Linked DNA regions of Homo sapiens: regions 2 and 3 are each linked to region 1. The links are chromatin loops, found by intact Hi-C in ENCODE. Cell type or tissue: heart left ventricle. All regions are shown on one strand.

The links. Peaks named below come from ENCODE experiments on the same cell type or tissue, not always from the same donor. Only the 100,000 strongest peaks of a DNase experiment are listed, where the experiment ranks them.
Region 2: a loop joins it to region 1, with 2.1 times the contacts of the local background. A loop is called at or near these places in 24 of 110 quality-filtered maps.
Region 3: a loop joins it to region 1, with 2.0 times the contacts of the local background. A loop is called at or near these places in 4 of 110 quality-filtered maps.

The regions. Positions count from the first base shown.
Region 1 is chr11:372,165-374,664 of GRCh38, forward strand. It overlaps B4GALNT4 (beta-1,4-N-acetyl-galactosaminyltransferase 4), which reads left to right. Exons shown (of 20, transcript NM_178537.5): 2 at 1-48; 3 at 498-590; 4 at 688-783; 5 at 862-952; 6 at 1,027-1,127; 7 at 1,285-1,352; 8 at 1,586-1,664. Among named protein-coding and RNA genes, the nearest start is that of B4GALNT4, 3.9 kb to the left of the region's middle. In heart left ventricle, no CTCF peak of the experiment used is centred here; DNase peaks (open chromatin) are centred at 197, 1,127 and 1,557.
Region 2 is chr11:249,673-252,172 of GRCh38, forward strand. PSMD13 (proteasome 26S subunit, non-ATPase 13) reads left to right here. Exons shown (of 13, transcript NM_002817.4): 10 at 1,131-1,193; 11 at 1,874-1,954; 12 at 2,148-2,264. Among named protein-coding and RNA genes, the nearest start is that of PSMD13, 14 kb to the left of the region's middle. In heart left ventricle, a CTCF peak has its summit at 1,255 (motif pointing right); a DNase peak (open chromatin) is centred at 1,269.
Region 3 is chr11:279,257-281,756 of GRCh38, forward strand. NLRP6 (NLR family pyrin domain containing 6) reads left to right here. Exons shown (of 8, transcript NM_001276700.2): 2 at 71-351; 3 at 578-616; 4 at 828-2,500. Among named protein-coding and RNA genes, the nearest start is that of NLRP6, 2.1 kb to the left of the region's middle. RefSeq lists enhancers at 451-1,001, 1,082-1,151 and a silencer at 2,105-2,194. In heart left ventricle, no CTCF peak of the experiment used is centred here; DNase peaks (open chromatin) are centred at 145, 545, 1,095, 1,975 and 1 weaker place; H3K4me3 peaks cover 715 bases; H3K27me3 peaks cover 2,500 bases.

The sequences.
Region 1 (2,500 bases):
ACACAGAGGGCTGAGGACTCCAGTGAGAGCCGTGAAGAGGAGCAAGCGGTGAGCAGAGCCCTGGGGAGAACACGTGTGCACGGAGACGAGACCCCGAAGCCACTTGTGTGTTGGTGTCTTGAGAACCTGTCCATTCTGGAGGACGCAGCAGGGGGCATGAGACACAGGACATGTGGGGCACGGCACAGCTTGTCTGTGTGAGCTCCAGCACCAGCCATCCTGTCTGGAGCTCTGTGTCTGGGGGCTGCAGCAGGTGCATGAATGTGCCGGCCGGTCAGTGTGTGGGGTGGCCAAGCATCTGCTTGGGCTAGAGTGACCAGGGTGTCTGAGTGTATGTGCCAGGTGCCACAGGTCAGGGTTTGCATGGCTGGGGCTCACGGGCATTTAGGGCTGTGTGGATACATGTTGGAAGGGGTCTTTGTGAAGGTTTGTCTTGGTGTGTGTGACCTCCTCCCTGCCCTTCCAACCCTGACCCTGTTGCCTTTTCTCTCCTGCAGCCCGAAGGTCGGGACCTAGACATGCTGTTTCCTGGGGGGGCTGGGAGGCTGCCACTGAACTTCACCCATCAGACACCCCCATGGCGGGAGGAGGTGAGCTGGCTCGGCCTGTAATGGGCTGGGAGGCAGGGCGGGGGCTGGGGCGGGGGGGCGGCGGGCCGTGCAGAAGGTAAGGCCCCCCCATCCCCAGTACAAGGGGCAGGTGAACCTGCACGTGTTTGAGGACTGGTGTGGGGGCGCCGTGGGCCACCTGAGGAGGAACCTGCACTTCCCGCTGTTCCCTCATGTGAGTGCCGGGGTTGGGGGGTGCCGGGTGGGCAGGGCACGCAGGGGGCTTCGACAGCAACAGTCACTGCCCCCCCAGACGCGCACCACCGTGAAGAAGTTGGCCGTGTCCCCCAAGTGGAAGAACTATGGACTCCGTATTTTTGGTTTCATCCACCCGGCGAGGGACGGTACGGGGGTGAGGGTGCCCCGGGGGAGGGGTGCCGTGAGGCTCCACCCCCCTGAGCCTAGTCTTGTGGACTAGGAGACGTCCAGTTTTCTGTGGCCTCAGACGACAACTCGGAGTTCTGGCTGAGTCTGGACGAGAGCCCTGCTGCTGCCCAGCTTGTGGCCTTTGTGGGCAAGGTACCCCCACCCCAGCCCTGGTGTCGTCCCGGGCCTCCTGCAGCTCAGTCACCTGTGCCCACCAGCCTCTTGGGAATGAGGACCCGATGGGTTTGGTGTCCCCAGGGAGAGAGTGAACCCCCCCCCCCACCACCACCCCTGCTCTATCACCCCCCAGACTGGCTCCGAGTGGACAGCGCCTGGAGAATTCACCAAGTTCAGCTCCCAGGTGTCCAAGCCCAGGCGGTGAGTGACTGTGGGGTGCATGTGCGTGCACTTGTGTATTCGTGGGAGGGGGTTACGCGCTGTCTCCTTATCCTGTGCACACTTGCGCACACTCTGCACGAGCACCCGCCCGGCCAAGCTGCCATCCTCCTGAGGGCCAGCCCTGAGGGGTGTGGGAGCCACCTGCCCCCTTCCCTGCCTCCACTATTTGAGCGTCCTGTGCATGGCACGACCCTTGCTCCTCGTGTCCCCAGGCTCATGGCCTCCCGGAGGTACTACTTTGAGTTGCTGCACAAGCAGGACGACCGCGGCTCGGACCACGTGGAAGTGGGCGTGAGTGCCTTCCTCCCCTGGGGGCTTCTGGAGACTCCACTCCCCCCACCTCCCTGCAGGACAACCGCAATGGGGTCCCCGTCCCAAAGTTGACAAAGCAGATGGTCAGGGCCATGGGCCTGAGGTCAGGAGGGTCTGCTCTGCCCTCCTGGGGGGCTCGGTGAGGCTTCACTAGGAGTCACCTTTGAGTAGAGTCTTGAGAGGATGGAGACCTTCAGTAGGGAGATGTGGGGGGCAGAGAATTTGGGGTGGGGTGTACGGCGGATGAATTCCACACCACAAGAACAGCGAAGGAACAGACCCAGCAGAGGAACCGGGTCTTCGAGACTAGGAGGGGTCTGGTGGCCAGATCAGGCGGGGCCTGAGCAGCACTCTGGACAGATAGGCCTTTGTCCTGAGAATGAGGCCATTGGATTTGCATTCCAGGAAAAAACCCCTGGCCACAAAGCGGAGAGAGCCTGGGGGAAGGATTTTTACTGTGGCCTTTGGTCCTCAAACCCAGGGAGGTGGCTGTGGGGATGGACGGGGGAAGGCGGAAGGGGTTATACAGCAAGGCAGAGGGCCTGCAGCCTGGTGGGTGTGGGGGGCAGCACGATGGTGCCTGTGTCTGGTGTGTGGAGGGCACGTTTCACCCCAGCTCAGCTGGGCAGAGGGCCCAGACTGGAGACAGGGGTTTGGGGTGGTCTGTGGAGGCCCCAGGATGAGGTGGGAACAGAAGGGCCTGAGACAGCCCCTGGAGCCCCAACTTGGTGGGGGTAGAGTGGGGGGGGCATCCAGCCTGGCCCTTAGGGGGCCAGCAGTGACCCTCACTGGGTGGGGTTGGAAATCTTAACCTG
Region 2 (2,500 bases), 120 kb before region 1:
GGCAGGCACTGGGTGAAGTTGTCTCTGGAAGGTGGGAGTTAGGGAAAGGTGCTCAACAAGGGCTTGAGCTTTAATGATAAGTATGTTCTTTTTTAATGAGATTATTAGAAGTAAATATTAATAAAATGTTAACTGTGGTAGGAATTATGGTTATTTTTGTATTTTTCTGAAACTTTCAATTTTCTCAGTTTAAAATAAACTTGTAAAATTCATGCATAGTGGAGCAGGGTAGATATAGATGAAGGCACTGTGAAGAGGCAGAAAGCACAGATGCAGCCAGACCTAACTGTGGTCTGATTATTTATTGATATCTCAAAAAAAGGTGACACTCAGAAAGGAAGATGGCTAGTTATAGCAATTTAAAGAAAAAAAAAAAATCGTAGATGCATGTTGGCAGCATCTATTCAGGCAGCAAAGCCTGTCTGGAGGGGTAGTGAGCCCTTTACAGAGCTTGACCTGTCCAGTACTTGTGGCAGAAATGTCCCCATCGGGGCTACCTGTGTCAGGATATGAGTTGCTATTTGAATTAAAACAACAAGTCTCCTTGGTTTAATTCTGTGCTCACAGGTAACGTTTTGATCCATAAGAAGAGATGATGCATATCTTGCAGAAGCGTATATTCTAGTTCTCAGGACAATGATATTTTTCATTATAAATTAATAACTTGCTCTTTTGATTCAGAACAAGTCTCTAGAACTTAAGGAAGCTTTTCCTCAGAGGGGCTCCACTTGCACTGGCTCACTGAGCCGGCAGCAGCCCTTGAAAGAACCCCCCTGGGCAGTAGGGTGTATCCTTCCCAACAGCACCTTGACCAGGAGAGTCTTCTCGAAATGCCCGTACCCTGTGGCCCTGCCTAATGGTGTCTGTAGCATTAATACAAATCTTACCTTGTAAATTCCTTGCCTTGACAAAGTGTCCCAGTTAGGTGCGACTCTTTCCATTTCCTAAGAAGAATGAAGCTCAGATCACTTGTTGTTAATGAGCTTCAGCAGTCTGCAATGTGAAATGTTTGGATCTGCTTAGCTGGTTTTTGTTGGGTCTACTGTTATAGAACGAATTCCAGATCCCCAGTTAAGTAACTGATAAGCACAAACATGGAAGACATTTTTCTGTCTTTCTATACTTTACAGCCTGATTTAGCAGCTAATGAAGCCCAGCTTCTGAGGAAAATTCAGTTGTTGTGCCTCATGGAGGTAAGCGAACACCCAGGAGCCACTTTGTCTGTGGTTTCAGATTTTGGTCAGGTGGGGGCGCTGCACTCTCCAAGCCTGTGCTGAGCAGTGTGAGCTTTCAGTGGTGCTGCTTCTGCTGTGCGCCGCTCTCTTCACCACCTTCCTTTTCCTTTGCTACCACTTGCTCTTCTAAGTTTATATTTGGCTCTTAGCTCAGACGACACCCTCCCACCCCACTGCCACCACCCTGAGGCCTTCCCTGACCATCTGAACTGAGATGAAGTAGCTGCCCCTCTCCCCGTGATGCAGTTGTTGCCTCATTGCATGTCGCTTCTTGTGTACACGCACATCTGTCTTTCCCCACTAGAACTTAAGCTTCGTCAGGAAGTGGCCCTTAGATTTCTGGTTTGCCGTGGTCACCCCTGGTCAACCCTGGCAAATTGTGGCCTCAAGTACTTGTTCGGGGATTGAACAATGGCTACTGTCAGAAACTCCTGTAAGGCATTTTGCTGTTATCCTTCTTATCTAAGCATTAAAAGCTTGTTCTTAACAAGATATATGTCTAATATTAGGAAACTTTTTAGTATGTGGGGTACTAATAAGATCTCTATTTTCAGAGCCAATATTGACAAAACATCCTTATCAGTTCTCTATTTTTATTTGGAAAAATAGTTTAAAATAGTTAATAAAATTTTTTCCAGATGACTTTCACACGACCTGCCAATCACAGACAACTCACTTTTGAAGAAATTGCCAAAAGTGCTAAAATCACAGTGAATGAGGTACGGTCCCTAGGCTCAGGGTGTTAGAGCAGCAAAGCTGCCACATGGAGGAGTCAAGGCTCTTGTGTGAGCGCTGTGCTCCCTAGACAGTAAAAAATGACGGGAGGAGCGGCATCTGCTTCTCACAAGCCATCTGGGTCCATGGGGGTGTGTCAGGCTATCTTGTCTTACACACGCCTCCCTCTCTGCACAGGTGGAGCTTCTGGTGATGAAGGCCCTTTCGGTGGGGCTGGTGAAAGGCAGTATAGACGAGGTGGACAAACGAGTCCACATGACCTGGGTGCAGCCCCGAGTGTTGGATTTGCAACAGGTGATGTGTTTGAAACCCATTATTCACCTCTGTGGATTTTGAGGGGTTGTGTCTATACCGTCTTAGTTTCATTTGGATGGAAGCCATTTGGGAAGACAGCATTATTAGACAAGAGGTTTTGGAGAAGGAAATACTGCTGTTGGGTTTTTCTAAGAGCCTAATTTAATGCAAGCCTAGGGTTTGAACCCTGCATTTAAAAGCTTATGATGACAATGGCACTGGTTGTGCTGACGGTG
Region 3 (2,500 bases), 93 kb before region 1:
GCCAGAGTCGGGGGCGGGCGGGGGTCACCCGAGGGCCGCTCCCCGATGACCCGCGCCCGCCCGCCTCCAGCACGGGGCCGCGCCTCGCGGTGGCCCGCGAGCTGCTCCTGGCTGCGCTGGAGGAACTGAGCCAAGAGCAGCTGAAGCGCTTCCGCCACAAGCTGCGCGACGTGGGCCCGGACGGACGCAGCATCCCGTGGGGGCGGCTGGAGCGCGCGGACGCCGTGGACCTCGCGGAGCAGCTGGCCCAGTTCTACGGCCCGGAGCCTGCCCTGGAGGTGGCCCGCAAGACCCTCAAGAGGGCGGACGCGCGCGACGTGGCGGCGCAGCTCCAGGAGCGGCGGCTGCAGCGTGAGTTCTGCGCGGGAGGTCCCTCCTGTCTGGGCAGAGGCTGGGCTGCCCTCCTTCCCGCTTCCCGGAGAAGCCCCGGCGCGGTCCCCGGCCCCCGCGCGTTTTATCCACAAATTCGCGGGCCCCAGGGGTAGGACCCTGCGTGCTCCTCAGGGTGACTCGGACCCCCGTGGCGCCTTCCCCTGTTCCCGCCCTCGGCGGAACCTCACCCCAGTTTCCCTTCCAGGGCTCGGGCTCGGCTCCGGGACGCTGCTCTCCGTGTCCGGTGGGTCTCTCGCTGGGGGGGCACGAGTGTCCCCAACCCCACTTGGAGGGTCCCGGGGAGGACCGGGGTGGGAGGGCCGCCAGGGGCGTGGGCTGTGGTCCCGTAGAGGAAACTGAGGCCTGAGCAGGGCCGGGGAGGGCGTGGGCTCCCGGAGGGCGCAGCCTGCCCCACCTCCGACCCTTGTCCCCGCGCTGTCTCCCGCTGCGCCCAGAGTACAAGAAGAAGTACCGGGAGCACGTGCTGCAGCTGCACGCTCGGGTGAAGGAGAGGAACGCCCGCTCCGTGAAGATCACCAAGCGCTTCACCAAGCTGCTCATCGCGCCCGAGAGCGCCGCCCCGGAGGAGGCGATGGGGCCCGCGGAAGAGCCTGAGCCGGGGCGCGCGCGGCGCTCGGACACGCACACTTTCAACCGCCTCTTCCGCCGCGACGAGGAGGGCCGGCGGCCGCTGACCGTGGTGCTGCAGGGCCCGGCGGGCATCGGCAAGACCATGGCGGCCAAAAAGATCCTGTACGACTGGGCGGCGGGCAAGCTGTACCAGGGCCAGGTGGACTTCGCCTTCTTCATGCCCTGCGGCGAGCTGCTGGAGAGGCCGGGCACGCGCAGCCTGGCTGACCTGATCCTGGACCAGTGCCCCGACCGCGGCGCGCCGGTGCCGCAGATGCTGGCCCAGCCGCAGCGGCTGCTCTTCATCCTGGACGGCGCGGACGAGCTGCCGGCGCTGGGGGGCCCCGAGGCCGCGCCCTGCACAGACCCCTTCGAGGCGGCGAGCGGCGCGCGGGTGCTAGGCGGGCTGCTGAGCAAGGCGCTGCTGCCCACGGCCCTCCTGCTGGTGACCACGCGCGCCGCCGCCCCCGGGAGGCTGCAGGGCCGCCTGTGTTCCCCGCAGTGCGCCGAGGTGCGCGGCTTCTCCGACAAGGACAAGAAGAAGTATTTCTACAAGTATTTCCGGGATGAGAGGAGGGCCGAGCGCGCCTACCGCTTCGTGAAGGAGAACGAGACGCTGTTCGCGCTGTGCTTCGTGCCCTTCGTGTGCTGGATCGTGTGCACCGTGCTGCGCCAGCAGCTGGAGCTCGGTCGGGACCTGTCGCGCACGTCCAAGACCACCACGTCAGTGTACCTGCTTTTCATCACCAGCGTTCTGAGCTCGGCTCCGGTAGCCGACGGGCCCCGGTTGCAGGGCGACCTGCGCAATCTGTGCCGCCTGGCCCGCGAGGGCGTCCTCGGACGCAGGGCGCAGTTTGCCGAGAAGGAACTGGAGCAACTGGAGCTTCGTGGCTCCAAAGTGCAGACGCTGTTTCTCAGCAAAAAGGAGCTGCCGGGCGTGCTGGAGACAGAGGTCACCTACCAGTTCATCGACCAGAGCTTCCAGGAGTTCCTCGCGGCACTGTCCTACCTGCTGGAGGACGGCGGGGTGCCCAGGACCGCGGCTGGCGGCGTTGGGACACTCCTGCGTGGGGACGCCCAGCCGCACAGCCACTTGGTGCTCACCACGCGCTTCCTCTTCGGACTGCTGAGCGCGGAGCGGATGCGCGACATCGAGCGCCACTTCGGCTGCATGGTTTCAGAGCGTGTGAAGCAGGAGGCCCTGCGGTGGGTGCAGGGACAGGGACAGGGCTGCCCCGGAGTGGCACCAGAGGTGACCGAGGGGGCCAAAGGGCTCGAGGACACCGAAGAGCCAGAGGAGGAGGAGGAGGGAGAGGAGCCCAACTACCCACTGGAGTTGCTGTACTGCCTGTACGAGACGCAGGAGGACGCGTTTGTGCGCCAAGCCCTGTGCCGGTTCCCGGAGCTGGCGCTGCAGCGAGTGCGCTTCTGCCGCATGGACGTGGCTGTTCTGAGCTACTGCGTGAGGTGCTGCCCTGCTGGACAGGCACTGCGGCTG